Regions from separate parts of the Homo sapiens genome. Here region 1 is linked to region 2. The links are chromatin loops, found by intact Hi-C in ENCODE. Cell type or tissue: breast epithelium. All regions are shown on one strand. Links, peaks and the distances in the headings refer to the core of each region. The heading gives the core; the rest is flanking DNA.

What was found. A loop is a pair of places that touch in the nucleus more often than their neighbours do. Peaks named below come from ENCODE experiments on the same cell type or tissue, not always from the same donor. Only the 100,000 strongest peaks of a DNase experiment are listed, where the experiment ranks them.
Region 1: a loop joins it to region 2, with 7 times the contacts of the local background. A loop is called at or near these places in 2 of 110 quality-filtered maps.

The regions. Positions count from the first base shown.
Region 1 is chr10:28,846,215-28,862,748 of GRCh38, forward strand. C10orf126 (chromosome 10 open reading frame 126) reads left to right here and starts at 194. Exons shown (of 5, transcript NR_164114.1): 1 at 194-249; 2 at 905-1,049; 3 at 2,002-2,152. In breast epithelium, for the core only: no CTCF peak of the experiment used is centred there; a DNase peak (open chromatin) is centred at 7,187.
Region 2 is chr10:29,285,364-29,301,897 of GRCh38, forward strand. It overlaps LYZL1 (lysozyme like 1), which reads left to right and starts at 3,707. Exons shown (of 5, transcript NM_032517.6): 1 at 3,707-3,867; 2 at 6,480-6,643; 3 at 7,156-7,314. The coding sequence starts at 6,505. RefSeq lists a silencer at 272-341 and an enhancer at 452-541. In breast epithelium, for the core only: no CTCF peak of the experiment used is centred there; no DNase peak of the experiment used is centred there.

The DNA.
Region 1 (16,534 bases), core at 2,761-10,760, 440 kb before region 2:
AGTTTTTGTCAGAACAAGGAGGGACTATTTGGAAGTTAGTTTGGGATGTGAGGCGTTTTGCTATTAGTGGATCAGGCTGATGGCACCGTGGAGGGGTTTCAGGAGTCAAGAACAGGTGGGAGAAAGTTTCCCAGTGCAGGTTGTGCAAGCCTCCTGGCCCGGAGAGTGTGGGTGTGACGAGTGGCTTGAGAGACAGGGATGAAGAGCATGAATGCGAATGTACAGCACTGAGCTCGCGTCTGCCACATGGTAAGCTCTTAGAAGACCTCAGCTTCTTATTCATTTTGTCACAAATCGATTAATTACTGAGCTGAAGGACATATTAGAAAACGGTCAATAGCAATACTTCTAACTTCCAATCTGTACTTACGCTTGGCATTCAATCGATGTTATCAAAACCTGTGCCAGCTCCAAGGAAGAGAGAACACTGTTTTCTGATTTAGTTGCTTCCTGAAAGGAGCTGAGAGCTGTAAAACACAGGCAAGATTGGACTTTTCAATAATGCTTATATATTGACTTGCAGAAACAATATTAGAACTTTTTTAAAATGCACACATTATCTCCTTAGGGTAAGGGAAAAGGTTTTACCTTTTTATTTTTGCATCTCCCCTTTGAGTGAACATCATTCTTTTTTCTTTAACTCACAACTTTACAAGGTATTTGGAGAAATATAAGGGAGAGATAGTTTCTGTTTCTCACCTCTTTAAGCAATGTCCTCTTGTATACCAAATAATATCTTCCTGTGGTTAATGATATGAGAAACAGAATGCCTCTCCAGAAACCTTTTCACATCCCAGATTCAGAGTTCCTGAGGCCAGAATCTGATCTGACATATTTTACTACTTAGGTAAATCCTTAATCTCAAGAGTGATGAGAGTGAAGTCTTTTTATGTTTGTTTTTTAGAGATGGGCCTCTTTCTGTCGCCCAGGCTGGAGTGCAATGGTGTGATCATAGCTCACTGCAGCCTCAACCTCCTGAGCTCAAATAGTCCTCCTGCCTCAGCTTCCTGAGTTGCGACTACAGCCATGAACCACTGCATCCAGTTCAGGTTTTTTGTTTGTTTGTTGTTTTCCTTAAAAAACACTAGTGATTCTATTTTGATTCTGACAACTTTCATAAGGTCCAGGGACAAAATAAATGTGTTATCTCTTGGGAGGAGATGGATTTATAAGCCCATGGGCACCATTCAGAGGCCATATGCCCTGGAAGCACTGAGGAATGTGCTCAAAGCAAACCCTTGGGTCATCCTTGACTCTTCTTTTGCTCTCACATCCACATCCAATCTATGAGGAAATTAACTTAGCTCAGGTAGTTTAAAAATCCATCTGAATGTTGCGGCCAGGCATGGTGGCTCATGCCTGGAGTCCCAACTACTCAGGAGGTTGAGGCGGGAGGATTGCTTGAGCGCAGGAGCTCGAGGCTGCAGTGAGCTATGATCATGCCACTGCACTCCAGCCTGGGCAACAGAGCAAGGCTCAGGCTGGTCTTGAACTCCTGGCCTTTAGTGATCCTCTTGCCTTGTCCTCCCAAAGTGTTGGGATTACAGGCACGGGCCACTGAGCCCTGCCTAAAACGTTCAATGTCAGTGACTTGGAAGAATGTTCTGGTGGACGGGAAAGCCCCGGATGGAGAGAGGATTCAGGCATTTGAGAGGTCAGAGAGAAGCAAGGTATCCAAGGACAATGGAATTGGCTGCTTGTTGCTCAATTGAATTGAGGCTCTACATTAGGATAATGAAAAGCTGTAGGCAGTTAGGGAGCAATTGAAAGCCACTTGTGAAGGCCTGAGGGCCTCCAGGAATGGGGCCCATATTCACTCCATTCAGTGTAGAAAAAGCAGAAGACCAAACTATGGATTTAATAGGCTTGCCTAGCTTCAAAGATGATTATCATTACACAAAGATCAGAGCACTGGTTGGGAAAACATGGAGCTCTTGTGCACGGGATGGGGACATTTGGGTGGATGCCTCCAAATATTTTGAGCTCTCAAACTCTTCTAAGCCCTCAGAGCCTGCAGAGGTGGCTCATCCTTCCCTGTTATGATCTGAAACTACCCATATGGGCCAACACCACAGAGTTCTGTCCCCACGGGCCAAGGAGGGCTTCTCAGGATCCTCAACTTCTTGCCTGGTTGCCAGACCAATCACTAGAGGTAAGTCGCAACATCACCAAGCCAAGAATATTATGGCAACACTGATGAGCTAGAAAGAGACTGTACCTCCCTCAAACTGTGAAAAATTCACCCCCATGTACTAGAAGGAAGGAACTGGATTTTGAAGGCGCTTGATCAAGGAGGCAGGATAAAGGAGAATACAGGAATGTGAGGGCATTTTCTCAGGATATGGGACTTAATGCTTGGCAAAGACCCTAGAGGATGGTGCAGACTTGCTGCTTGGGTGGTTCAACAAGCCTGGAGATAGGTCCATGCTGAGCGGAGCTGAAACAGATTTTTAAAGGCTCAGGGAAGTGAACATGCTGGTATATTATGGCGATCAGAAGACCCATCAGAGGATTATTATGCCCAGGGAGGTCTGGAGAACACAGCATTCACCAAGCCATTGGGAAATTAGCTGAAGGCTTTCCTCTGCAGACCACAACTGGTGGTGTGAAAGGCTGTTGTGGAGTTGAATCCACAGAGAGTAGTGATGATGGGGTGAAACAGATGGGAATCTTGTGAGGATACTTCTCAATACATCTAATCAAAAGATAGCCAACACAGGCCAGGCGCAGTGGCTCCCACCTGTAATCCCAGCACTTTGGGAGGCCGAGGTGGGTGGATCACTTGAGGTCAGGAATTCAAGACTAGCCTGGCCAACATGGTGAAACCCTGTCTCTACTAAAAATACAAAAATCAGCTGGATGCGATGGTGTGCACCTGTGGTCCCAGCTACTTGGAGGCTGAGGCAGGAGAATCACTTGAACCCAGAAGGTAGAGGTTGCAGTGAGCTGAAGTTGTGCCACTTCACTCCAGCCTGGGAAACAGAGTGAGACCTTGTATTAAAAAAAAAAAAAATCCAACAAGGATGCCCAGGAGGCTGAGGGTGTTTGCTCTATCAAACATTTGCAATTCCTTGTCTAGTACCTGGAACCTGAGGCAGTTTTCAGACCTGGAATCCCCCAATAGAAAGGGTGGCCATGTTCCCAGGATGAAGGACCCAGCAACACCACACCAAGTCTATGGGTATAATTCCTTTTGTCCTTCCCCAAAAGACATTTATTCAAGTGACTCTACTCTGGGGAAAAACTCCCAGATGTTTTGAAGATTACTGGATGCCCTGCAGGGATGGATGGAGGTAGGCATTGAGGTGTGCAATGATTCAGATCTTCACTGGAGAAAGGACTTACCTGGCAGCTTCAAGGAGTGTAGCCAGCCGACAGCTTCCAGCTGCAGCACCTGGAGGATCTGCTTCAGCTTTTCAACCAAGACCACACTTTTTCTGGGCAGCTCCCAGCCAATACCGGCACCATGGTGGTACCAAGGCCGTGTCTGTCCAACACAGGAATCCTCTTTGCTCCAGAGCTTCCCATCATGTTGGTCAAATCCGTGTCTGACCCACCAAAATCTGAGGCTCTCTCTTGTCTATCTTGTTTTCTACCCTTTTTCCTTTTGTAAGTGTCAAATCTGCATCGTGATCTGAAGGCTTTCCATGCTTGGGCAATCTTGATATTTCCTCTTACGCTTTTTACAAATATTACCCCCCACCCCAAATCTCTTGCACTTCTAAATCAACCTCATTGTCTGCTTTCCTTAGGATGCAACTGACATGATGCTCTGGTCTGCTGGGTTGTAGTCTGTTTAGCCACAGATAAGGCAGTCGGGTGCGGTCAATGGCTTTGCAGAGGCTTGCTAACACATGGAAATGTTTATGCACATTTAAAAAGTTGATTCACAAAGTAGTACCAGATTTTCTCATTACAGTATTTTAATGCAGGGGCTCTTACAGTTAAAATATTCTGGAAGTTAAGTAGGAAAACTACATTGAAGATAAATCTAAGTTAATTACAGATGCAAAATTTTTGTTTTAAATGTAAGCATCTACCCTACCTCCTTCAACCAGAGTTAGGCTGGGGTTCTGTGAATTGCACACAGACGTTTCTTGCTTGTTATGGAATTTGCTTTTTGTATTTCGGAAGCAACTACATTCTGGGCAACAAAACCAAACTGGTCTCACATTTAGATTAAGCACCTTCTATGGCTGAGCCACTTCCTCTTGAATATTTGATAGTCACCCAAAATTAAGGACAGTGGTGGATACATTCTTCGCCTTCTGTTTCAACACTCTCTTGCCTTTCTTATTACCTAGTGCTATTTGTGGCACCGCAATCATATATGTTTACTAGGTTTAGACAACAACAACATCTTGGCTGCCACTTAAAAAAAAATATTTGAGATCCTTGACAACAGCTCAATTCCTTGGACTTAGGAAGAGGTCACACGGCTTCTCACAATGGCTGAGACAAGGGTGGGAGTGGGAAGGTCTTTCCGTTTCTTCATCCAGGCACTTAGTAAATAAAACCAGTTCCTCAAAATAGCTTTTATACAAAGAACATAATCTTTTACCTAAGATTCTTTATTTGGTTTTCCATCATCCAGTCTTTTCCTTTTTTCTCTTTTAAAGCTCGAAGCCCATGGACTTTGAGATTTGTTGCATCTTTATCCACAAATCTCCTCCCTTTAATAACCAGTCTTCTCAGAACTTAAATTCCATCAAAGCCAACACCTTCAATACACGCGGCCCATTTTTCTTCTTCGGATGCTGACTAGACCGTTTTCCAGTCATTCTCATTTTATCAATATCTCCTTCAATCTTGAGATTCCTTCTTAACCATTTCCTTCTAAAGGTCTATTCTAACTGCCTCCAAATGATTTCTTCTTCTTCGTCATTATCTTAATGCTTCCTTAGCCATGAGCTTGTTTGTACAAATGTAAAGATAAATGGTGACTGGCAGAATGCCTGTGCTTGAAAGATACAAACGGGCATATTTGCCAATTTCTTCTCTCTTATAGAACTGTGGTCAAACTACTCCGCCTTCATTACAATCACAAATGTGTGAGACTGAAGGAGAGGCCGAACATGCCTGTAATCTTGGCATTTTGGGAGGCTGAGGTGGGAGGATCCCTTGAGCCCAGGAGTTTGAGACCAGCCTGGGCAACATGGCGAAACCCTGTCTCTACAAAAAATACTGAAAATTAGCCTGGCATGGTGGTGCATGCCTGTGGTCCCAGCTACTCAGGAGGCTGAAGTGGGAGGATCACCTGAGCCCAGGAGGTGGAGGCTTCAGTGAGCCCTGATTGCATCGCTGCACCCCAGCCTGGGTGACAGTGAAACCTCGTCTCAAAAAAAAAAAAGAATAAAGGAGAATATTCAAAATCACCATCTGAAATTTGAGGATTGAGGGACTAATTTGGCTACTTTGTAATTGTTTTATTATTATTATTATTTTTTGGGATGGAGTCTCTTTCTGTCCTCCAGGCTGGAGTGCAGTGGTGCGATCTTGGTTCACTGCAACCTCCGCTTCCCGGGTTCAAACGATTCTCCTGCGTCAGCTTCCTGAGTAGCTGGGACTACAGGTGCACGACACCACACCTGGCTAATTTTTTGTATTTTTAGTAGAGACGGGGTTTCACTGTTAGCCCGGATGGTCTTGATCTCTTGACCTCGTGATCCGTCTACCTTGGCCTCCCAAAGTGCTGGGATTATAGGTGTGAGCCACCGCGCCCCACCTGTGATTTTTATATAGTTGTTTGCTGTCAGAGCTAAGGATTTTACTGGAGTTAACAAATAACTATGCTATAAGTAACAAAAATGCTGAGCCAAAGACGTGCTAATACTTTTCCTGGTATTAGCTGGTTTCCCCTTGAGTTAGAACATACCTATGAGAACACACAGAAGGAAATCTCTCAAAATGTAATTGACATCAAGCTATTTATGTGTACCTGTTTGCTTATCATCCATTGAGCCAGACATCTGACATCTTTGTTGCCTTTTTGTTTCTAGGTCTTGGTACTGTTGACATTTGATAAATGTTTATTTCTTGATTTTAATTCTTAGCTTTTGTTTCATTTAATACTTTAGTTCTTCACACCAGAATTGTCTGGAAGGCAACTGGAAGTTTAACAGAGATAAAGGAAATCGAGATCACAGTATATTCCTCATAGTTCTAACATCTGCATTTCAGGAACAGAAGACAAACGTTTTAAATGTTTTGCCAACTGCAATTAAACAAAATGATCAACTCCTTATCATGAGACAGTTCAGGGATGTATGTCTGCAATTCACACATTTCATTTCCTAGCTTGTTCTTCTTTCAATAAAGAGGTCACAATGGGAGTGACTTTTAGTCTAAGTAATAAACGGTTTACCTTTGCCTTTGTGTCTCTTGTAATAATTGTTGCATTGGGTAAGGATTAAATGTGATATGTGCGTTGTGATCTGCTTCAGAACAGGAGAGGAAATGTGTTGGTCTTCCCCAGGATCACCTCTGTGAGCCACTTAAAACTCTAGTAGACAGAGCACTGGAGAGTGTCCCCCAGAGAATTGTTTTAACTGGCGATCTGCCTGCCCACCATCTACCCCTAAATCCTAATGAGACTAAATAGTCTTTTGTTTTTATACGTGTGTAGAAGCTATTCCAAAGCTTTTTAGATTTCATTGACTAGTAAATTTCCAAAAGATATTTTTGAAGCCTTGCTTAAAGTTTTTAATATTTTTATTTTCTCAGGTAAAAATAGTTTTTTAAAAGAGATTGTCAAACAGATTTTTTTTTCCCAGAAATATTTACTGTAGCAGATATTCCTCTCTCCTCCCTTTTTGGCAAAACTTTAATTTCATGTGGGAGTTTATCCCTTTCCCATATGAGTTAAAGTTAAATCTTGACAAGTCGAAGCCTCTAAGTCAATATCCTTGACAGTGATTGGCTTAAGGGGAGGCATGAGATCCTTTTCTGGACTACTATGTACATGGGAAGATCTGTTAGGGGTTTATGCTGGTCTGTTTCCATTTGTCCCGCTCCATCCAGAACTCATCTGTCTTTTTCTGCTTTTCTCTGTGCCCCAGGAGGTTGACCTCTAAAGATTGCACTGTGAAGTCTTCCTTGTCCTCTGGCATTCCACTGGATTTGGCTAATGGAGGCATTGCTAGGAGGGCAGAGTATTCATAATTCGACCTCAGACTCCCTTCCTTCTGGCTGCGATCCAGACAGTAGCCACATTCCTCTAAGGCACAGCTCCCGTGTCGGGCAAGCTTTCTTCCTCAGCTACAGCTCTCTTTATGAAGGGTGGAAACTTCCTTTCTCCTTTCTCCTTCAGGACCAGAAGCAGGGTGGACTTCCTGCTATAATCCTTGGCACTTCACCTTTTCTCCTTGGTTCTCTTAACTTTGCTCGCTTGCAGTCTTTAAACAGCCCCTCCATTAAATTCACTTCTATTAAATTCTCTAAGAGTGCAAGCTCTTCCCTGCTCAAACCTTGACTGATATAGGGGGCTTCGAGGAATGGTTCTTGAAAAGACTCACAGAGGAGGAAGACACAGTCTCTCTTGTACTGGAGGTCATTGTGTCAGCAGGTGACCCTGGGACCTTGGAGGCAGCCATTTTGAACAATGAAGGGATCCAGATGAGAGAGACCAACATGTTGTGGCTAGCAGAGTCAAAAAATGGAAGGGGAGTGTGTCCTTGAGGCCACTGTGCCTTTGAATGAATCAATTTTGGAGGTGCCCTGAAAGGGGACAGTGTGCTCTATGATCTAGTACACATTCCTGATGCTTTATGTCACTTTGAGCAACAGTCTTGTGTTCTGTGAAGCTGAACAATTTCTCTCTCACCTTTTTGAGATGGGGTCTTGCTCTGCACCCAGGCTGGAGTGCAGTGGGGTGATCAAAGCTCACTGCAGCCTCAAACTCCTGGGCTCAAGTGATTTTCCTACCTCAACTTCCCCAGTAGTTGGGACTATAGGCATGTACTGCCACACCCAGCTAATATAAAAAAAGTTTTAGGAAGAGGGATCTCGCTATGTTGCCCAGGCTGGTCTCAAATTCATGGTCTCAAGCAGTCCTCCTGCTTCTGCCTCCCAAAATATTGGAATCGCAGGCGTGAGCAACCATGGCCATCGGAAAGTTTCCTTGAGTCTGATAAAGCAAACCCACAGGGTGCAATAACAAAACAATGGGATAGGTGTGGGGGAAATGTACTTAAATAGAGTGAACAGAGATACATCTAAAGTGACTTGAACGATGAGAAGTTCAATGAGAGATGAGCAGGTGGGAAAACAAACTATCACTACCACTTCAGAAAGAAAAGGGACATTTAAACTCCAAATATGCAGACAGAACATAAACTGAGAATAAATGGAAGGGCTGGAAAGTTAAATGGAATATTAAGGACATTACTTTTATTTTTTCTCAATGTTTGGTAAGCAATGGTGTGTGGGTGTGTATGTGTGTGTGTAGTGTCTTTTTCCATGGTTTATGGCTTAAAATAAATTTTTTGGTAGAAATTATACAAAGCACTCATTGCTGCATGCATATGTAACAGGGTGGCATTTAACCCAGTTTAGGCAATGGGGCAAAGTCAGTGAAGGTTGGTGCCAGGATCCTGTACCTGTAAGACTGAAGTGGTTTTCAGGGCCCCCGCTCCACTCCCACACGCTTCACCAGTTCCTGGTCTTGTCTCTGCCTCACCCCGTTCTGGGTTGCTCTGCTCTGGTCTTGGTCATGGGCCCTGGCCTCCCTTCCGCCCTGGCCCTCCAGGCTGGCTTGCCGTGTGCTCTCCAACATGTGGTCCTGGGCTTGGGTTCCCCGTCTCCTTCCTCCTTATCCTTCTACCTGGCATTGCACCTCTGTGATTCTCTAGAATAAATTCTCTATCCTTGAACTGCTATGGTGGTGATTTTGGTCTTCGTAAGCCATTCCCCTTAAAAAAATAACTTTTTTTTAAAAAAACAATTTTCTCTAATATATTTTAGGATACTTTTAATTTAAAAAACCCCTGTGTGGCATTCTTTTCTCATGGGCTGTAAATGCTGAGTGTGTTTCATGCTTGCCCCCTCTCTGTGCTCCTTGTCTTACTCTGGCCCCTTATTCTAGACCCTCCTCCAGCTTATGGCCCTCCTTTGCTTCTTCATCTCTTTTTTTAAGACAGGGTCTTGCTCTATCACCTGAGCTGGAGTGCAGTGGTGCAATCATAGCTCACTGCAGCCTTGAACTCCTAGGCTCAGGTGATCCTCCCACCTCAGCCTCCTGACTAGCTGGGACCACAGACACGCACTACCATGCCAGGCTAATTTTTAAATTTTTGCTAGAGATGAGGTTTCACTACGTTGGCCAGGCAGGTCTGCAACTCTTGGCCTCAAATGATCCTTCCAACTCAGCCTCCCAAAGTGTGCTGAGATGACAGGTGTCAGCCACCGCACCTGGCCCACTCACCTCTTTGAATCGCTATCTTCTCAATTCTGAATCCTTCTAAATTTTCCTCACCAACACTAGATTGAGAAGTGGGAAGAAGAAACAAGAAAATAGGAGGAGAAAGAGAGGCCCAAAACTATTACTTTCTAATACAAGCAGAAGAGAATCAAGGTGAAAGAAAAGATCTTTTGAGGCCTGGAGTTGAGTGAGCCCATGAGCCAAACCTTAGAGGGAAGGCGGGAGGCAGGGCTTGTGATTTCTTCTTGGGTGACCTATTTGCTTAAATGATGCTGGAATTGTAGGCCATAGATGCAAATTACAGAATCATTCCCTGACTTGCCCACTAGGTTGGGCAAGTTGGGGAAAATAATCAATTTATCCCTTGAAAATTAATTCTTTCTGTTGGACGATAGCGAAAGGGCCTAAGAAGATCCTGAATAAATGCTTTCTGATGATGTGGGTGCAACCAGAAGCCACTGCACTGATGTTTTGAGGCCTTTCCAGTGGTAGAGTTCAAGAGTTCTTAATTAGGAACACATGTTCTGAGAGTCCACACAGTCACTTCTTGTCACCCTAAAGGAAGACATTAAAGGGTATGGCTCTAGAATGAAGAATGGCCTGGTGCAGTGGTTTATGCCTGTAATTCCAGCACTTTGGGAGGCTGAGGCGGGAGGATCACTTGAGTCCAGGAATTCGAGACCAGTCTGCGCAACAAAATGAGAAAAATGAGACCCCTGTCTTTACAAAAAATAAAACAATTAGCCAGATACGATGGCGCATGCCTGTAGTCCCAGCTACATGGGAGGCTGAGGCAGGAGGATGGTTTGAGCCCAGGAGGTTGAGGCTGCAGTGAGCAGTGTTTGTGCCACTGCACTCTAAGCTGGGCAGCAGAGCAAGACCTTCTCTCAAAAACATAAAAATAATAAAGGAAGAAACTTGCTCCTTGTGATATATGGGGCAAGATGTTTTGACCCTTTCCTTTTTTCTTGGCTTTGGGACCTTAGGGGATTCACTTAGCCTCTCTGGGCTACCAGTGTTGTGATCTGTAACACTGAGATGATTAATTCTGTTCTGCTCACCTCTCAGGGTTGGAAAGGATCAAATGATACAGATGACAGCATGTTGTGACACATAGCCTTACACACTAGTGCAAGGTATCACTGAGGTTTTACTATGATGTGTGACCCAGTTGCACGGTCACCAGGCACTGTGAGTGCTACTGGCCAGCTCCCTGCTGCAGAGGAAGGCCAGAGCAAGCTGCAGTCCTACCCCTGGGTAGCTTCACTTGGCTGGAAAAAAAAATCACTTACCCAAGGTTGTGTGCCTAGACTGTGCTGAGAAGCTGGGGGAAACAGAGAGACGTCTCAACCAGGGCATTTACAAACCAGTGCCTGGGAGTACCATCAGACTTACCAAAGGACCCTCAGGTTAATATATTTGATAACATAGCTACCCAGCAGTTCAAAATGAAGTCATGTTTGTTTAAGAAAATTATAAATAAATGTGTTTTTGATTCAAGTTCATCTTTTTGGCCCCTTCTTCTAAGTATTTCTTAAATCTGCCCACTTCTCTCCATCACCACACCTTTATTCCAGGCCTGCCTCACCTCCCATGTCCATTAAACTCTCAGCCTCCCACTTGGTCTCTTTTGTTCCAGTCTCTTTCCCCCAGCAACCTACTGTCCATGCCCACCCCGCATCTTCTCTGCCTCTAGTCAGATCCTGTCACTTCCCTGCTTAGCATCTTCCAGTATTTCCCCATTCCTCCTCCTTCTCTACGGAACTCAGTTTTCCAGCCTCCCCTAGGCTGGACTAGGTTGCTCCTGTGTGCTCAGTGGGCATGCTCACCCACCTTCCCTCCTTGATCTCACTTGGTGGCCTCACATCACACTTCTTTGAAGAAGAACTCTGTCAGACTCCCACTAAATCTTCTCATCAAAACTGCTGACTTGAAGCTTGGACAAGAAGGGGGAAGAGGATATGGAAAAGAATTATCACATACCCCCACTAGACATCAACCATGTGTCTTTTTTTTCTCTTTGAGATGGAGTCTTGCTCTGTCACCTAGGCTGGAGTACAGTGGCACGATCTCGGCTGACTGCAACCTCCACCTGTCAGGTTCAAGTGATTCTCAATTCTCGTGCCTCAGCCTCCCAAGTAGCTGGGACTACAGACGCCCGCCACCACACCCATCTAATTTTTCTATTTTTAGTAGGGACAGGGTTTCGCTGTTTTGGCCAGGCTGGTCTCGAACTCCTGATCTCAAGTGATTCACCTACCTCGGCCTCCCAAAGTGATGGGATTACAGGTGTGAGCCACCGTGCCCGGCCCATCTCCTACTAAATCTATAATCATCTCCCTCCACTGTTCCCCTTTCTTCCCTCCAGGTACAATTGTAATGCATCCCTCCCCTGTCCAAGGCCAATTCCTATGCTCATGCCTTGCACACAATCCCTGCACCATCTCAGGGACTTCCTCCTTTTATTATCACCTCTATCTCTAACCTCATCAAGCTTCCCCTTTCTCCTGGATTATTCCCATCAGCATGCAAACATTCTGAATGTTTTTCCTTGATCCTTTAGAGGATGTCCAGCTATCATTCCATTTGTCTGCTTTTTATGCCTAAAATTCATGGAAGAGTCAGCTGGGCATGCCATCTCACCACCTCACCTCTTCTCCATGCCAGTCGGGCTCCCACTTCTGCTGCTTGATGGTGACTCCTGCTCCAGGTGAGCAGTGACCTCCTCCTTGCCACACTCAGGGCTCAGCTTTCTTCTTTTCTTTCTTTCTTTCTTTTTTTTTTTTTTTTTTGAGACAAAGTTTCACTCTGTTGCTGAGGCTGGAGTGCAGTGGTGCTATCTTGGCTCACTGCAAGCTGCACCTTCCGGGTTCAATGATCCTCCTGCCTCAGCCTGCCAAGTAGCTGGGATTACAGGCGTGTACCACCATGCCTGCTAATTTTTGTATTTTTAGTAAAGTTGGGGTTTGCCATTTTGGCCAGGCTGGTCTCGAACCCCTGACCTCAAGTCATCTGCCCGTCTTGGCCTTCCAAAGTGCTGGGATTACAGGCATGAGCCACTGTGCCCAGCCTCAGCTTTCTGCCTTCATCTTGCTCCTTGCTCAAGGGCAGTCACCACCTCCCCTGGGTTTCTTTGTCTTTCCCAGTTCCCTCGCTGGCTCTTCCTCCCCTCCTAACACAGCTGTATGACTGTGTTCCTGAGCCCTCCACTGCTCTTGCCACACTCTCTGTGGGTGGTCCCAACTTGACCCATGGCTTTAAATAGCATTTATTTGCTGGTGATTCCTGAATTTATAGCCTCAGCTTAGACCACTGTTCCTCTGAACTTCAGACTTGTGTATCCAACTGCCCACTCTCTACTCCCATGTAGCAATTTCACAAGCATCCCAAAGTTAGTATGTCCCAGAATGAACTCTTAATTCCTGCCACTTCAATCTATTTATCTCCTGTCTTCCCTGTCTCAATAAATCACACCTTCATCCACCTGTGGCTCCATTCAGAAACCTGGATGGCCTACGTGTCTTTTCCCTATACTTACCTTCATAGCCGATTTGTCAGAAATTCTGGACTATTCTACCTCTAAAACAACACATCTTGAATCCGTCCACCTATTACCTCTTCTTTCACTATAGTCCAAGCCACCACCAGTTTTTTCTTCTCCTTCTTCTTCTTCTTTTTTTTGGGGGGGGTGGGGGGCGGGGGTGGGGGGTGGGGGCATGGTTTTGCTCTGTTGTCCAGGCTGGAGTGCAGTGGTACAATCATAGCTCACCGTAGCCTCCACCTCCTGGGCTCAAGCAATCCTCCCACCTCAGCCTCCCAGGCAGCTAGGACTACAGGCCAGTTAACTACTATGGTCAGTTAATCTTTAATTTTTTTTTTTTGTAGAGACAAGGTCTTGCTATGTTGCCCAGGCTGGTCTCAAACTACTGTCCTTAAGTGATCTTCCTGCCTCGGCCACCCAAAATGCTGAGATTACAGGTGTCAGCCACCGTGCCCAGCTCACCGTAAGCTTCTTAAGTGGTTTACCTGGTTCCACTTGTGGAAGGCTTCAATTTCTTCCTACGCAGCATCCAGGGAAAGTGTGATGCCTGTATAAATCTTCCAGTGGCTCCCCATTGCCCAGCTCATATGGTCCTACTTGGTTTGGCCCCTGCCTTTCTATAAGCCCTCCTTCTCTCACCATGTCTCTGCTCCTCCTCTTTCCACAACCCGTGGCTGGCCCTCATATCTGTCTGTTTCACTGATTAATGCTCAGTCTCTGGTAACTGCCCCAGTGCAGAGACTGTGCAAATTAATATTTGTTTTGATTGTTGAATTTATTGCCACGTGTTAGATCCTAGAGTAACTAAGATGAACTAAAGAAAGCTTCCATCAAACAGGAGCTGTCAGTCAAGTAAGTGACACAAATGTGTACACAGAGAATATTTACAATTCATTTTGATGGGGTGAACACGAGGGGAAGCCAAGGAAAGGCTTCTCAGGGAAGGAACACTTGAATTGAGTTGATGAACCTCCCCGTAAATCTAAACCATCGCATAAAAACAATAACTTCAGGAAATAGAATGGAAAAATATGCTAAATTATTAATATTAGCATTCCTGGCTTTTAGCTTGGTGGAAGTTTTTTTTTTCTTCCCTATTTTGGTATTTCCAAATCTTCCAGCATGAATTATAAAAATAGTTAGCTTTTTTATGATAAAAAAGTAAAAAAAAAACCTGGAGGAAATAGTTCTTACACACACACACAAACGTGCACACACACACACACGATTAAAACAAATGAAAACAAACAAAAATCCCTGTTGAGCAATGCAAACACACATCACACTTTGATATTAATAAAACGAGACACACTCGGATATCTCATTGTGCATTTTCTCATATGTTTCTGGAAGTCAGCTGCAGGTACTGGAAATGAAGCTTCTTCTCAAAATAAATTTTCCGAAAACAACAAAAAAAGATTGAAGAAAAAAGTGAGAAAAAGGATGAGAAATGGTGAAATCTTTTTACTGAGTTTATGAGTTGAGTGGGTAGCAGGGAAAGGATGGGTTGGGAGGGAACGGGGAGGAAAGGAAATAGGAGTTTTTGGTGATGTTCCACTCATAAAAGTCAGTGGATATTTTTACAGGTACCAGCTAGTCCTTCCTGAAAATCCTCTAACGGCGACAGGCTGTGAAGCAGTAACAGGAAGATAAATGCTTTTCTGAAGAGTAATTTTAGTGCCGTGTGGAAAATGTGAAGGGGGAAAAAAATAAAGATCGAATGGAAAATCCATCCACGGGCCAACCCACACCACAGAAGTGTTGGGGACCTTGCGTGTCCTAATTAGCCCCTACACCAGGAGCAGCAGCCCCAGCAGAGGCCTCTCTCTGGGCAAATGCCCTCGTCCTTTGTGGGGGGCAGCCTGGGTAAAGAGCATTCATTTACTCCACATGCCCTGAATGTGGCTATCATTTTGAGGGTGCAGAAGAATTGGAAAGTATAAAAAGCTAAGACCACCAAGCAGTGACCTTTTCCCCTTATTCTACAATGCAAGTCTATTTTTCCATAATGGGTATTAGATGTTTCTGAATGGAGCCTTCCTAATGCAGGCAGTGTTGCAGGGAAGCTGCTTGCAAACTCTAACCTCTCTCCAACTCAGCTTTTTTTTCTACCCTAGTCAACCCTTTTGCAATCACGATGAAGTTCACGCAGATCTCACCAAGACTCATCTCTTCCTTTTGTTTTCTCTCCGTGCTGAGATGATCCTCATATAGTGCTCTTCGGAAGTTCAGAATTTTCCCATGCTCCTGTGGCAAGCTTTAGAGTTTCCAGTGCCGGAGCACCACCCAGCTGGCGGAAGCCAAAAACAAGATGGCGTCGTCATGAAATAAACCCTACTAGTGTGTGGGGGATTCATAGCTTTCTCCCCTCTTCTTTACTCGTACAGCTTCTCTTCCAAGTCAGAGAATTTGAGATGAAGAAAATTCTGAGGATTTCCTGAGAGCTTTGTACTGAGACATCTTTAAATATCTAAGAGAAACATGGGCAACTGTAATTTCCTTCCTAGGACCACCTCACTAGATGATACCGTTCTGTTTTAACAAGGGTAGCCAATGGTTGAAAATAAGAGTCATACCCCATGTTCAGAGCATAGCCATTTTATGTTTTGAGGTACAATTAACCCTTGAACAACTTGAAGGTTAGGGCAGTATGCATACTCCTCCATACTCCAAATTCTGTGTATAACTTTTGCCTTCCCAAAAACTTAACGACTCATAGTCCACTATTGACGGGAAACCTTATCCATAAGATAAACCGTTGATTAACATGTATTTTGTATGTTCTATGTATTTTGTACTGTATTCTTACAATAAAGTAAGCTAGAGAAAAGGAAATGTTATTAAGCAAATCATAAGAGAAAATGTATTTGTTATTCATTAAGTGGGAGTGGATCGTCATAAAGGTTTTCATTCTAGTTTTCTCTGTGTTGAGTAGGCTGGGGAGGAGGAGAGAGAGGAGAGGTTGGTTTTGCTGTCTCGGGTGTGGCAGGGGTGGAAGAAAATCCACATATAAGTGGAAACTTGCAATTCAAGGGTCAACCGTATATTTTTTTTCCAGTCAAAGGGACTTTCTACTCCCACACAGGCAGTCATTGAGTTCTAATGGTTGACTTTTAAAACACAAAAACTATAGGATCTACAGGAATAATTTCACATTTAATTGAAAACGGGAGACAATCCCAAAGGACTTAGCATAAAGGAGATGGTTCCTGGTCCAGTCTTAAGCCACCTGCTGTAATATGTCCAAAGTCCCTTTTTGGTCCTATAGTCCAGGCAATAACTCGGAATGTTTACTTCTCTTGTCTTTAATCCTTAGCCTAAGGGTTTGTCTGTTTCTGAGTTTTAATTGTTGTCTTTTGAGGAGTTTCATTCAGGTCTGGTTAGATGTAGATTTAAGTTGGAATCTGATTTGAAGGAGTTTACTTTATTCCTTGGGCTATAATTGAAAATGGTAGCTGGGACCAAGGGGCTGCTGACAAGATTGCTAGTTTGGCCTTTTGTGACCAAGAACCTGACTTGATGAAGCAGTGATGTGGGATTATTGCGTTTGAAATGATGAACTCACATAAGCTTTG
Region 2 (16,534 bases), core at 5,373-13,372:
ACCAACAAGATACCCCAAGCTCATTTTGCATTTTCCCTGACTCAGTTCTGCAATCAGCTTCTTTTCTAAGGAGTCCTGGTTTCTTTTACTGGAGAATAAAATGGTATTAGAAGCAAGTCTGTGTATTGAGAATGCCCATAGCTACTGGAGTGCCACTGTTTCTAGGTAGATGGACAGATTTATATTAATGTCTCCAACTCTAATCCAGTGTCACAGAGTTCAATTCTAGTCTTTCTCTTTTGCTTGTTTTTAACTTCTCTCTCTGACAGTGTGAAATCTGGCTCCCATCATCTGCAATGTTTTTCTTCATTTGCTTAATGCTAGTTTACATGTAGTTTCAGAATTGCTAACTCTTACCCCAGGGAGAAGGGAATTCACCAACTGAAGTACAGTGTTTATGTACAGATTGTTTTGTCTTTAGACTTTAGATATTCAGTCAAAACACTGTTTTCTAAAGTTACCTGGATCCGCATCTCTTTTCCCACGCCTTCAGTGAGGTTATGTTATACGTTTGTAATACAGTTAGGTCTTTTTCTCACAGACTAAATTCTATCCTGGTATTCCCCAACATCCTGGATGATTTTTTTAAAGTTTGCATACAATGAAGTTCCCCCTTTGTGGTGTACGGGTCTACAGATTTTGACAAATTCATGAAGCCATGTTTCTACTACCCCAGTATCATAGAGAACAGTTCCAATGACCTAAAATAAAATAGAATGTGTGTGGTTCCTTTGTAGTCAATTTCTCCTCTAACCCTTGACAATCACTGAACTGTTTTCCATCCCTATAAATTTTGCCTTTTCCATAATGTCGTATATATGGAATTATATATAATACGTATATATAATAGTAATCTTTTGGGTCTGCCTTCTTTTATTTAGCAAAATGCATTTAAGATTCATCCTCATTGTTGCGGGAATCAAATAGCTCATTCCTTTCATTGCTGAGTAGTATTCCATTGTATGGATAGATCATAGTTTTTGAATATATTTGCCTGCTGAAGGTCATCTTTGTTGCTTCCAGTTTTCATTGATTATGAATAAAGCTGCTATAAACATGGGTTAGCTTGTTTTTGTGTGAATGTAAGTTTTTTATTCACTTGAATAAATACATAGGAGTATAATTGTCGGTTTATGTGATAAGTCCATGTTTAATTTTATGAGAAACTGACTAACTGTTTTCCAAAGTGACTGTACCATTTGTATTTCCACCAGTGATAAATTGGAGTTCTTACAGTTCTGTGTCTTCATCATTTGGTTTCATCTAATTGATTTTAGCAATTCTAATTAGTGAGAAGTGATATCTAATTGTGGTTTTATTTACTCTTTCCTGGTGACAATGATATTGATCATCTTTTCATATGCTTGTCATTTGTATATCTTCTTTGAAATGTCTGCTTAAATCATTTGCCCTTTTTTTAATTGGGTTATATGCTTGCTTATAGTTGAATTCTAAGAGTCCTTTATATATTCTGAATACAAGGCTTTCATCTCATCAGACATTGATTTGTAAATATTTCTTCCAATCTGTAGCTAATCTTTTCATTCCCTTAACAGTGTCTTTCAAAGAGCAAAAGTTTTAAATTTTGATCAAATCCAACTAATCAGTTTTTTTTTCTTCCTTTCATGGATTGTGCTTTTGATGTTATATCTAAAATTTCATTGCCAAACCCAAGGTCCTGCAGATTTTTTATATTTAACTTAAAGAATTTCATCGTTTCACACTTTTTACATTTAGGCTTTTGATCCATCTTGAATTAATTTTTGTATGAGATATAAGGTATGTATTCTTCAATATGCCTTATGCCTTGTTTTATTTTTGTTGTTTTCGTTGTTTTGCACATAGACAGTCTTATTTTAGTACCATGTGTTAAATGGAACATCATCTTTCCATTGAATTTAATTTGCATCTTTATAAAAAGCTACTTGACTACATATGTGTAACACTATTTCTAGGCTCTCTATTTTGTTACACTGTCCTATGTGTCTGTTTCCACAAATATCATCCTGTCTTGATTACTACAGCTTTATATTAAGTTCTAAAATCAAGCAATATGAGTCCTTCAATTTTATTATTCTTCTGAATAGTTTTGCCTACTCTAGTCCCTTTGCCTTTTCATATAAGTTTTAGGACCCTCTTATTGATATTTTCTAAACAATTTTTCTGGGAGTTTAAATGGGATTCCACTAAATCTATGTATTAAATCTTAATAATATTGACTCTTCAAATTCATGAATATGGTGTGTCTTTTTCATTTACTCAGGTCTTCTTTAATTTTCCGTCTGTCTTATAGTTGTCAGTATATATATCCTGCACATATTTTGTTAGGTTTAAATTTAAGTACTTCATTTGCATTTGTGTACTATTGTAAATGGATTTTTTTTTATTTCAAACTCTTATTTTCTATTCCTAGTATATAAGATTGTAAATGGCTTTTGTATATTTACGTCATATCTGAAAACTTGCTAAGCAAGCATTTTTGAAAAAGAAAAAGACAATCCGTCTCTATTTTCTCACTGGTAAGATCCCTATTTCAAAGCATTTTGAAAAAGATGTTTGAGGGAAAAACCTATACATTTTCTCATATTATAGACTGTTCACAAGAAGTCCACTAATGGCTTCTAAAGATAAAAAAGACCCTCAAGCAGCTTGAAATAACGAAAGTTGAAATTGAAACTCTGCTGAAAAATTATGTTTCATCTCTAATATTGAGAAATATTGAAACATTTGATAACACAGTGTGCTATCTTCCTGATACAAGCCCATGTGAAAGGCAATTTGGCAAATATCTAGCAAAATTACAAAATTATACCCTTTGATCCAGCAAGATATTCTTGTAAAGTTACAAATGACATATGTACAAAATTACTGGTTGTAATATGTTTACAATAGAAGAATAAAATAAGTGTGCATCAATATGAAATTGGCTAAGTATGCTATGTTGTATCTGTATAATGCAATACTATATGAACTTCAAAATAGATTTCAACAAAACCTTTGCATTATTGGCAGATGGAATTTAAGAAAATATAACGATTAGTTAGGTGCAGCCAACAATAAACTTCTACTTAGATCTACATATTCTAATGAGAATTCATTTCAAATGTGTCACTAAATCTGAACATTGAAATAAATAGACCTTGAAAACAGCCCTTTAGTTATTGATTCACAAAGTGTTAAGCCAAATTTTTCAAAAATAATAAAATCATGTTATTACAAAAATATTTTATTAATAATAATTTGACTATAGCAAATGTGCTGTTAATAAATTTTTAATGTTAATTTCACCTCTATGTCATTAATTTTCAAATTTTAGTTTTATGTATGTTGATAATTTATGTAGCATATTAGTACTGAGGTACAGAAGTATGATTTATAACTCAATGTACATCTAAAGAGGATACATGCTTAACTTTCTTTATTAATGGAATTTGTGATAAAGTTTGCAGACGCCTCAGAGAAGAGCTCTCACTTGGACAGGAGGCCCTGGCCAAGTTGTGTAATGAGGAGGGTTGTTGAGGGGAAAAGACAAAAAACAAGAGGTATTAAGCCCCAGAAGACAGTTATCACCTGCCTCAGAACACAAGCATGCAGGATGATACAGCTTTTAGTGCCAAGAAGTAGAATTCTAGCATCTCTAGGTGGTGAGAAACAAAGGATTAAGAATTTTTCTTTCTCTAACACTCTAAAGAAATGTTCTTGAGCTAGGAAAGGATTACTCGCGCCTCGTTAGAATCAGACATGGCTTCAGGGGATGCAGGACGCTCCCCTGAGCTGCCTGTCACCGACTAAGTGGAGCAGTGTTTCTTCCGCAGACTCAACTGAGAAGTCAGCCTCTGGGGCAGGCACCAGGAATCTGCCTTTTCAGTAAGACCTAAATTACTCTTATGAGAACCAGCAATGGCAGGTTCTTGAAGGATGTAGAACATGATGCTTGGGGTTATCATTGCTGCGGGTTTTCTTTGGACTTGTTTGAGATCAGTAAAATTCTAAGGCAGGGGATGGAAACCAACTCTATTTGTAAGCTCTGTATCTTTTTTTCTTTTTTCTTTTCTTTTTTTTTTTTTTTTTTAGACAGGGTCTCTCACTCTGCTGCCCAGGCTGGAGTGCAGTGTCACAATCATGGCTCACTATGGCCTCAAACTCCCAGCCTCAAGTGATCCTCCCACCTCAGCCTCCCCAGTAGCTGGGACCACAGGCACACACCACCATGCCTGGCTAATTTTTGTATATTTTGTAGAGGCAGGGTCTACCTTTGCTGCCCAGGCTAGTCTCAAACTCCTGGCTTCAAGCAATCTGCTCACCTCAGCCTCCCAAAGTGCTTGGATTACAGGTATCACCCACCATGCCTGGCCTTAGCTCTGCATCTTAAACCTCGTTTGTCTGTCCCTCACAGCTTAACACAGTGCTGTACACAGCGGACTGGCATGCTCTCTCTGAAAAGGGCCAGATAATAATATGTTAGGCTTTGTGGTCTATACGGCCTCAAACACAATTACTGAACTCTGCCACTGTAGTTGGAAATCAGCCACCAATGATATATTACCAAATGGGTGTAGCTATGTTTCAATAAAACTTTACATACAAAAGCGGGCCTGGTTTGCCCACGCTTGCTATTCACGTTTGTAATGTACATGCCCCTCATGCAATGCAGTTCCTTACCTTATTGCTTAGTCACCTTAAAGCCCTGCTTGTTACTTGGTGCGGTGGCCTTGCTGATGACTACTTATCCCTGTTTTGGGCCTAGCCTTTCAATGCAGGAATCCAGCCCCAGGGAGAGAAACTAATGACTGGAGAAGTTTCTAGGCAAGTGCAGAAAATGACACGGGATGAACATATGTAAGAACATCAAGTTCAGGATCCCGAGTAGTTGTCAGAAATTTCACTTCACCCCATCCCAGCAAGGCTGTTGTATTTGGGGAAGACATTATTTCAAGAGGGGAAGAGATTGTGGAAAATCAGTAGGCAGCAGGAGACAGCTCTCTTGATCCTACTCCCATTTCAGATGATTCCGCAGGGGTCTCTTTATTGCCCCTCTGCTCCCCCAGGTGCTTTCCTCCTTTCATGAGGCTTTGTCCTCCATCCCTCTTGCTCCCCAGTCAGGTGCCAGACTTTTAGGAGGCCCCCCGGAGCACTGGTGGTGAAGCTTAGCAAAGCAATGCATTTGCAATCTAAGATAAAACACTCATGTTTTGGGCTGGGCATGGTGGCTCACACCTGTTATCCCAGCACTTTGGGAGGCCGAGGTGGGCAGATCACAAGGTCAGGAGTTTGAAATGAGCCTGACCAACAGTGTGAAACCTCATCTATACTAGAAACACAAAAATTAGCCAGGTGTGGTGGTGGGCGCCTGTAATCCCAGCTACTCAGGAGGCTGAGGCAGGAGAATCGCTTGAACCTGGGAGGCAGAGTTTGGAGTGAGCCCAGATGGCGCCACTGCACTCCAGCCTGGACAACAGAGTGAGATTCCATCTCAAAAAATAAATAAATAAATAAAAGCACTGATACTTTGGAAGCAAAGCTCCCACATTTGGAACTGAATCAAGAAAAGAAAATGAAAGAGTAGGTGCTTAATCTTCACTCTTCGATAAACCCCCAAACAATAACCCTTAAAGTTTTCCATACAGGCCCACGTGTCTTTCATCTGTGGCTGAAATGGGCTGTCTGTTTCTACACATCCAGTTGATCCTTGAACAAATGTAGGGGTCACGGGCACCGACGCCTGCTCAGTTGAAAATCTGCATGTAACTTTTGACTCCCCAGAAACTTAACGACTCCATAGCCTACTGCTGACTGGAAGCCTTACTGATAACATAAATAGCCAATAAACACATATTTTTTATGTTCTATGTCTTCTGTACTGGATTCTTACAATAAAGTAAGCTAGAGAAATGAAATGTTATTCAGAAAAGAATAAGGAAGAGAAGATACATTTACTATTTGTTAAGTGGAAGTGGATCATCATAAAGGGCTTCATCCTGGTTGTCTTCACACTGAGCAGGCTGAGGTGGAGGAGGAAGAGGAGGGGTTGGTCTTGCTGTCTCGGGGTGGCAGAGGCAGAAGAAAATTCACGGATAAATGGACCCACGCAGTTCAAACCCATGTTGTTCAAGGGTCAGCAGTATAGGGAATGTTTCACCCCTGTATTCTATTTTTCATTCATAGAATTAAAATAGAAATCCTAAAAATGCCCCCTGTGGTTTTCACCTGGATGTGTATTAAGGAGGGTTAATTTTTTTGCTTGCTTAACCCTGAGAACACAGCATTGACTTGAAAGTTACTGTATGGAAAAGCATTAAGGAAACAGCCTTCAGTTGCCTTCCTTCCCTGGACCGTAGAGTGGCCGGTTTTCCCTGATGGTGGCACTGAATGACCAAAGTGACAGGCAGCATCTAGGCAGGGCTGTGCACAGTCACCACCGCTGGATTTCAAAGTTCCTGAACCAAGATCGTCTGACCTGTTCTCCGGCTCTTTGGCAGGTTCTGTCTCCGGCAGGCTTTGAGGATGAAGGCTGCGGGCATTCTGACCCTCATTGGCTGCCTGGTCACAGGCGCCGAGTCCAAAATCTACACTCGTTGCAAACTGGCAAAAATATTCTCGAGGGCTGGCCTGGACAATTACTGGGGCTTCAGCCTTGGAAACTGTGAGACTCTTTCTTTCCTGCTCTCCTTCTGTCCTTGACCTTTCCCCTGAGATGTTGAAGGTCCTGGCCACACTCCCTGCTGTGTCTTCCCAACTACCCCTGCTCTGCCCTCACCGCACTCAGGGGTGGCTGCTAGCCTAACTGTGGCTCTCTGGGTCTCCTCTCCTTCCTCCCCTGCCCCTCATTTCCTTATTCCTGGAGTCCTGTCCTTATGACACTAGCCAGGGAAGGGGAAAATAATGCCACCTCTGCTGGCATTGTGGGGAGTGGGGGGACCTGACTGTTGGTCTAGATTAGGCTCAGCCCCTGACTGGGTGTACAGCTTCAGGTGTGCCATCCCAGCCCCCGATGTGCCCCTCGTGTGCCCCCTGGGCGCATGCCCGCCCTGCCCTGCCCAAGGTGTATTGGGAGGAAGCAGTCAGGTAACAAGGATAAGGAAACTCGCCCTCAGACCAAGCTTAGAGCAAAAGATGCACTTCCTTTGCTGGCGTTTCTGGCTTTCCCCCCTCCAGGGATCTGCATGGCATATTATGAGAGCGGCTACAACACCACAGCCCAGACGGTCCTGGATGACGGCAGCATCGACTATGGCATCTTCCAGATCAACAGCTTCGCGTGGTGCAGACGCGGAAAGCTGAAGGAGAACAACCACTGCCATGTCGCCTGCTCAGGTGAGGCTCTGACTTTCCAGTGATGCCATCCTCAGGACTAGGCGAGAAAGCCGACAATGGGATCACCAACCATGTCTTGCTTTAACTAAAATTTGGAGTTCAGGCTTGCAAATAGGTCTGTTCCAGATTGGTAAATTATGCAACAGTTTCCAAGGTGACACTCAGGATCCTGTGGCTGACTTCTCCAAAGATGACTTATTCCTTGTAGACAGTTTTATGAAGCCCCCACTAAAGCAGGTGGATGGACAAACAACCCTACTGCCCTTTCATGTTAGAGATATTTGATGTCTTCAGTAAGAAAAAGGAAGCTGCCTGCCAGCTGCTTTCCATAAGCAATTCGCTCAGAGGATGCAGTTTGTACTTCTTAGTGCAGAATGAGATGAATACACTTTAGGTTTCTTTCTTTTCTTTTCCCTTTTTCTTTTCTTTCTTTTTTTTTCTTTTCTTTTCTTTTTTCTTTTTTTTTTTTTTTTGAGACAGGGTCTCACTCTGTTGCCTAGGCTGGAATGCAGTGATGTGATCATAGCTCATTGCAGTCTTGACCTCCAGGCCCCAAGTGATCCTCCCTCCTCTGGGTAGCTAGAACTATAGGCACACGCCCGGCTATTTTGTAATTTTTTTGTAGAGACAGAGTCTGGCTATGGAGTCCCGTTATGGGGTCCCACCTGGGCTGGTCTTGAACTCCTGGCCTAAGGAGATTCTCCTGCCTCGGCCTCTCAGAGTGCTATAGTTATTGGTGTGGGCCAGTATATTTAGCTAGCCACATGTCTTAAACATTAGAAATTAAGCTAGAATTTACTTTCATGTCTTCTACTTTAGTCATTCCAGAAATACATATGAGCACAGCATTGAGGATAACAAAATACATCAGGCATGAATTCTGCTTTACCGAACTTTCATGTGACATGACAAGAAAAGAGAATATGTGCTTACATGAAGTTAAATCATGTAAGGAGGAGTGCGCTGAGTGCCATGGGCTTCAGAGGAAAGTGACAGTATTAAGAAAACCATGGAGCCAGGCACAGTGGCTCATGCCTGTAATCCCAGCACTTTGGGAGGCCGAGGCAGGTAGATAACCTGAGGTCAGGAGTTCAAGACCAGCCTGACCAACACGGTGAAACCCCATCTCTACTAAATAATACAAAAATTAGCTGGGCACGGTGGTAGGTGCCTGTAATCCCAGCTACTCGGGAGGCTGAAGCGGGAGAATTGCTTGAACCCGGGAGGTGGAGGTTGCAGTGAGCCGAGATTGCACCATTCTACTCCAGCCTGGGTGACAGAGAAAGACTCTGTCTCAAAAAAAAAAAGAAAGAAAAAAAGAAAATCATGGAAAATTCTGTAAACACAGTGATATTTGACCCGAGACTTAGAAGATAGGGAAGATTTGGGTAGAGATAGAGAAAAGTTATCCCAGGCCAGGGGAAGAGCAAAAGCAAAGAGGTGCCTGTGGGAAGGTGTGAAGCATGAACAGAGAGTAGGGAGAGGCTTGTTTTTTCTGTAACAAAGTGACATGAAGAGAATCCCAGGGAAGGCAGGTGGAGAGGCTAACGACCATCTGAGTGTGAAAAACCCAGGCTAAGAGGCTTTCACTGATTTCTGCCTGCAAGAGGAAACCAAGAGAGGTCAGTTAATTAAGCATTGCTTCAGCAAGATCAATCTGCAAGCAGGGTGTGGGATAGATTAAAGCAGAGACCATTTAAGTGTCACCACAGTTATTGAGCTAAGTGCCATAAAAAGACTGAATGATGGTCATGGTTGGTGACATGGAGAAGACTGATGCAAGAGATGCTGAACAGGCAGAGGGCAGAGCTCAGTCAAAGGCATTTTCTCTGTGCTGCCTCTAGAGTGTAAGTCCCTTGAGGGCAGAGAGTTCTGTTTCATTCACTGATGTATCCTCAATGTCTAGAATGGTGCCTGGCCATTGCAGGAGCTCAATAAATGTTTATTGAATAAATGGAGAGAATGAGGAACAAGAGTGAAGTCAGAGAGTCATAAAATATTCTATTGCAAATTCTTTCAGAGCAGAAAATAAACCGTTTTAACTTCTCTTTGCCACATCCAGGAGTCCTCTCCTTATTGAAGGGAGATACATCCCAAGACCCCCAGCTGATGCCTGAAACTGCAGATAATACCTAACCCTGTATATACTATGATTTTTCCTGTACATAGATACCAATGACAAAGTGTAAGTTATAAATTAGGTACAGTAAGATGTTAACAATCAATAATAATGGGATAATTATAACAATATACTGTAATAAAAATATGTAAGCACCTTCTCTCTGACTCTCAAAATATGTTACATTGATAAAACTAACCAACCACTGCTGAGTGTAAATGAAAACTTGGAAAATGAAACTGCAGATAAGGGGGAACTATTGTACAAGATAATCAGTATATGGGTTTGAATGTTTGAATGACTGAATAATATGTTAAGTTACCTAGTATATTGTCCCTACCCTAACATTGATAAAGAATGATCACTACCTCCTGAGATAGATCTCCCGATTGTTGGTCAGCCCTTAATTTAGAACATTCCTTTGTTAGGCCAAAATCTGTCTTCTTCTAACCTTCTATATCAATCCTAGTTTTTCCTTCTGGGTTTATTCAAAACAAGTTTGCTTTATGTTACACATAAAAACTTATTAACTGTATGCAAATGATTTATAAGTACCTCTCATCTCTGGTTTCTTATCTTCTGAGCTAAAACATTCAGTATATTCACTTTCCATAGGCATGACTTTTGAACCCTTCTCTGTCCCAGTCAATCTTATTAGCATTCCCTAAGAGCTCACCAATGGAGTCTTTCAGTTAAATATGAGGATTAAATGTGTGCATTTACCTCCCATGGTGGGCTGAGTCCCCAGCTTCCAAATGTCCACTCTCTAATCTCTGAAATCTCTCACTCTGTTACCTTACAAGGCAAAAGGAACTTTGCAGATGTGAGGAAGGATCTGAGATCAGGTAGGGGAGATTATCCGGGACAATGTGGGTGGAACCAGTCTAATCTCATGAGTCTTTAAAAGCAGAGAATCTTGCCCAGCTGTGGTCAGAGAGAGCTCCAATGATAGAAGAAGAAAGAGAGATTCAAAGTGTGAGAGGGACTTCACCCATCATTGCTGGCTGTGAAGATGGAGTAAGGGGCCATGAGTCAAGGGGTGTGAGTGGTCCCTAGAAGCTGGGAATGGCCCTCAGGTGACAACCTGCAAGCAACAGGGATCTCAGTCCAACACCCACAAGGAACTGAACTCTGCCAAAACTCAAGTGAGCAAGGAAATGGATCTTCCTGCAGAGTGTCCAGAAAGGAAAACAGACCTGTCAGCACTTTGACTTCAGCCCTGTGAATCCCCTGGCACTCTTCCAGCCATCGGAACTGTAAGGAAATTTTGCAGTGTTCAAGCCACAATGTTTGTGGTAATTTGGTAGGGCAGCAATAGAAACCCAATACCCCTCTCCTCCCTCTTGGTGTCCTGCCAAATTAATACCAAAGGGATTCGAGAATCAATAAGATAAAAAGATAAATCCACATATACAAGATAAATGGAAGAGGAAACAATACCAAAACATTTAGAAGCTGGAAAGCAGGAGGCAAGTGGTGACTAACTTAGTGATTAAAGACATCTGAATCCTAAATCAGCAGAGAGAAAGCTGAGAAGCAAACACAGAACCAACAACAACAACAACAACAAAAAGCTCTGAAATCAGTAGCATTAGCTACTTCTGGAAGTTAGAATGAAGACAGATTACAAACAGGAAGACACATTTAAAGTTCACTTAAGGAGTAGTTAGAACATCCAGTCCCTTCCTGAGGCATTCACCTACTGACTGCCCCTCACTCACCCTGGCAGAATACTGGGACTTTTTCCTCTAGACGAGTAAAGTAGAAAACCTCTCAACTGAGACCTCAACAATCTTTGAGGTTGAGAGCTCCAGACCACAGACATGGGAGATTAAGTTATAGTTTCTATAGTTCCAACCACCATCTCCACTCAGACCCCACAATGATGGCAGCCAGGCCAGACTCTCCAGATGAGAAGATTTTCTTCTAGGGATCTGGCCAAATTGAAAGGAAATTACTAATGACTCTGAGTGGGACTCCCCAGTGAACAAGACTGGTCAAACCTCCCTGCAGTGAGATCCACAGTTGAAAATCCCTACCTCTGAGCACAGGGCTCTGCCAGCCTTTAGTGCCCCTCTCTTAAATAGTTGCAGAGAGCCAAGGCTCACCAGACTTCAGAGGAGTAGCAGTGACATGAAAAAAAATGAAGCAAAAACCAAACAGATAAAACTTTTTGAAAGCAGAGTTTATGCAAGGAAATGAAACTTCAAATTCAGAAAACTACCATTAATATCTTCAGATAGATAAGAGAGGATGCTTGGATGAAACAAAGCAAGATGCTTTTTTTGAAAAAAAAAAAAAAAGAGAGAAAAAGGAAACATTCAGATAACCAAATAAAGAACCTTTGGAAATTAACAATATGATACAGAAATGGAAAACTCAGTAAAGTAGTTAGAAGATAACATTGAAGAAATCTCTCTAAAAGCAGAGTGAAAAAAAGAGATGAGTGAAAAATAGGAGAAATAAGAATGATAAAATAAATGGATATAAAAATACTTTTTAGCAGGAGAGAAGAGAAACAATAGATAGCACACAACCTTTAAAAAACATTTCCAGAACTAAAGAGCATGTGATTTCAATTTGTAAGGTTCATCACATGACCGGTACAGCAGTCACTCCTTGTCTATGGTTTTGCTTTCCATAGTTTCAGTTACTCATGGTCATTGTGTGACTCAAAAGTATTAAATAGAAAATTCCAGAAATAAACAATTCATAACTTTTAAATTGCATGCCATTCTGAGTAGTGTGATGAAATCTTGCACCATTCTGCTTTGTCTCATACTGGATATAAATTATTTCTTTGTCCAGCATATCCACATTGTATACACTATGGTCCCATTAGTTACTTGGTAGCTGTCTCAGTTATCTGCCTTAAAAAACATAGTATATGTAGAATTTGGTACTATTCATCATTTCAGAAATCTACTGGGAGTCTTGGAATGTATCCCCCTTGGATAAAGTGATTATTGTACACTCACACTCAGGAACATCCTCATACAATTTCGGAACATGATAGAAAAACAGAATATACAACAGGCTTCCATTTGAAAATAAAAGTTCCATACAAAAAATCAAGCATCAGAGTGACATCAGACTTCTCAACCACAACACTGGAAGCTAGAAGAAAATGGAAAAAGTCTTCAAAATTCTTAGGGAAAACCATTTCCACTATAAAATTCTGTGCTACCAAATTATCAGTACATTTTGAGCATAGAATGAGTACACTTTCTGAGAACCAAGTTGTTAAATTCTTTACCTCCTGTATCATAAAGAATCCTGGCTGGAAGACAGAACAAACACAAACTGGGTAATTGGAGGAGAATATTAATAAAGACTCTACTTACAAAAATCTGATCAAATCATAGAAAAAACATGGCAATAGTGAAGTAAGGGATTAGGAATCACAGGCAATTACCACCCCCTTGCCCAATGAGGAATGGAAAGAGAACTATGACCAGCACCGAGGTACAAGGGGTCTGCAGGGAGAGGACAACCTTCTAGGATCTGAGACCTTCCTTCAAGGGATGTGACTTGTGCTGAGTGACCTGACAGAAATAAAGCTGGAAGATATTATATGTATATGCCAACCTCAGTGTCCCTCCTCTGTCCCTTCCCTGCTGATGCCTACTCTTATTTAAACCCCTTCAGAAGTCAGAGGACATGGGAGACCATTGACGGCAACTGTGTGCGTTGGCCTCTGAGTGCACAGAGCATGGTGGAGAAGGGTAGAGAGTGGATCCGTCAGGGCAAAGATGACATATTCAGCTCACCTCCCATGCACCCTCTCTCACAAAACCGTAGGAAAACATGCTTCACAAAAAGGATAAACTAAAACAATAAAGAGGAAGACATGGTTCAGGAAACAAGGGACTCGATGAGGGAGAAAGGCAAGAGGAATGCCCAGCCTGATTGTGAAGGATGATCCCAGGATGAGCTTTTATTATAGATTTCTAGTTACACCTCATTATGGTCAGAGAATATGGTCTATATCAGCCGTCCCCAACCTTTTTGGCACCAGGGACCAGTTTGCAGAAGACCAATTTTCCATGAACCAGAGGGAGGAGGATGGTTTCAGGATGATTCAAGCGCATTACACTTATTGTCCACTTTATTTCTATTATCATTACATTGTAATATATAAGAAATAATTATACAACTCACCATAATGTAGAATCAGTGGGAGCCCTGAGCTGATTTTCCTGCAACTGGACAGTCCCATCTGGGGATGATGGAAGACAGCGGTAGATCATCAGGCATTAGGTTCTCATAAGGACCGTGCAACCTAGATCCCTTGCATGCTCAGTTCACAATAGGGTTCGCACTCCTATGAGAATCTAATGCTGCCACTGATCCAACAGGAGGTGAAGCTCAGGTGGTAATGCAACCAATGGCAAGCTTGTGGCTGTAAATACAGATGAAGCTTAGCTCACTTGCCTGCCGCTCACCTCCTGCTGTGTGACTTGGTTCCTAACAGACAATGGACTGGTATCCGTCTGTGGTTAGGGGGTTGGGGATCCCTGGTCTATATGGTTTCAGACCTCTAATATGTCTTTAATCTTGTTTTACAGCACAGCAAATGTGTCTTATGATGAATATGCATTTGAAAAAAAAAATGTGTATTTTATATTTGGTGGGTAGATGTTCTATAAGTGACTGTTATTTCCTTTCTGATTTTCTTACTGAGAACTTATTAGACAGATCTTACTAGAACTATCATATAGTGAGAGATAGATATTGAAATTTGCAACTATCATTTTAGTTTTGTCTATTTCTCCTTTCAGTCTTGTCCATTTTTGAAGCTTTGTTATTAGGCACATATTCATCGAGGACTGTTATGTCTTTGTGGTGAATTGACCCTTTTGTCACTGGAGTCCGTGTTTCTCCTTAACTCTGGTACTATTTCTCATCCAGAAATCTACCTTATCTGATAGCAATACAGCCCACTCTCACTTTCTTTGGGGAAGTCTTTGCATAATATGTTTCTTTCCATCCTTTTACTTTTAACCCATCTGGGTCTTTATATTTAAAGTGAATTTCTTATAGATAGCATATAGTTATGTGTTGCTTTTATATCCATTCTGGTAATTACTGCTTTTCAGTAGGAGTGATTAAACCATAGGTCAGCAAATGTTTGCCTAAAAGGCCAAATGGTAAATATTTTAGGCTTTTCAGGTCATATGGTTTTGATTGCAACTACTCAACCACGACAGAGTGTGAACGCAGCCATAGAAAGTATGTAAATGAATGGGACTGGCTGTGTTCCAATAAGGCTTTATTTACAGAAACAGGAGGTTTTCCTGTGGGACATACATCGTGGAACCTTGATTAGATCATTTACATTTAATGTGATTATTGATATGGTTAGTTTTAAATCCCATCTTGCTATTCTGTTTTCTGTTTATGCCATCTATTCTTGGTTCCATTTTTTCTGCTTTCTTTGGAATTAAAAAAAAAATTATTATTCTCTTTCATTTCCTCCATTGGTTTGTTAGCTATATCTCTATTTTGTTTTTAGTAGTTACTCTAGGGTTTCCAATAGGCATCATTATCGTATTACATTCTACCCTCAAATAACACACCACTTCATATATAACATATGAGTTTCTTAACAGTATTCTTTAATTTCTCCCATTTCATCCTTTGTGCCATGTTGTCACGCATTTTTCTTTTATATTTATATACCTCACAATCCATTTTTATTATCTTTGCTTTAAACAATTGTCTTTTAAATAAATTTTTAAATGAGAAAAAAGTTCTATAATATTTATTATGTATTTACTATTTCCAATACTCTTCATTCCTTTGGTGGATTTATTTGGGGAAGTAGTCAATCGATATCACTTTCCTTCAGCTGAAAGAACTTTCTTTACCTTCTTTTTGGTTTTGGTTTCGGTTTTTTTAGACTAGAGGTCTACTGGCAAGCATTTTCTCTGCTTTTGTTTGTCTGAAAATATCTCTATTTTATTTTGATTTTGAGGAATATTTTCTTTACATATAAAATTCTGGGATGACAGTTGTTCTCCTCTCAAGTTGTTGCTGTTTTGAGACAGGGTCTTGCTCTGTCACCCAGGCTGGAGTGCAGTGGCATGATCACAGTTCACTGCAGCCTCAACTTCCTGGGCTCAAGTAATCCTCCCACCTTAGCCTCCCGAGTAGCTGGGACCACAGGCACATGCCACAATGCCTGGCTGGTTTTTATTTTATTTTTTGTAGGGATGGGTGATATGGTTTTGCTGTGTCCCCACCGAAATCTCATCTTGAATTGTAACTCCCATAATTCCCATGTGTTGTAGGAGGAACTCGGTGGGAGGTGATTGAATTATGGGGGCAGTTCTTTCCGGCACTGTTCTCTTGATAGTGAATGAGTCTCACAAGATCTGATGGTTTTAAAAACAGGTGTTTCCCTGCACAAGCTCTCTTTTTGCCTGCTGCCATCCATCTAAGACATGACTTGCTCCTCCTTGCCTACTGCCATGATTGTGAGGCCTCCCCAGCCATGTGGAACTATAAGTCCATTAAGCCTCTTTCTTTTGTAAATTGGCCAGTCTCAGGTATGTCTTTATCAGCAGAATGAAAATGGACTAATATATGGGGTCTCGCCATGTTGCCCAGGCTGATCTCAGACTCCTGGGCTCAAGTGATCCTCAGCCTCCCAAAGTGCTGGGGTTACAGCTGTGAGTAATCATGCTCAGCTTCAAATTGTTAAAGATATTCCATTGCCTTCTGTCTTGCCTTGTGTATGATGGGAAACCAATGATTTTCTTATCTTTGTCCCCTGTATGTAATATGTCTTTTTTATCTAGTCATTTTTAAGATTTTCTCTCTATTACTCATTTTCAGCAATTTGATTATGTGTGATATTTGTGTTTATCTTACTTGGCATTCATTAACATTTTGTACCCCTGAGTTTATAATTTTCATTAAATTTGAAAACATTTCAGTCATTCTTTCTTCTAATACTCTTCTTTTCTCCTTCAAGGATTCTAATGGCACATATGTTAGATTGCTGCTGCTGTCACATTTATCACCATGGCTCTTCATGTTTTTAGCCTTTTTCCCTCCCTGTGTTTTATTTTCAGTAGTTTCCATTGTTATGTCTTC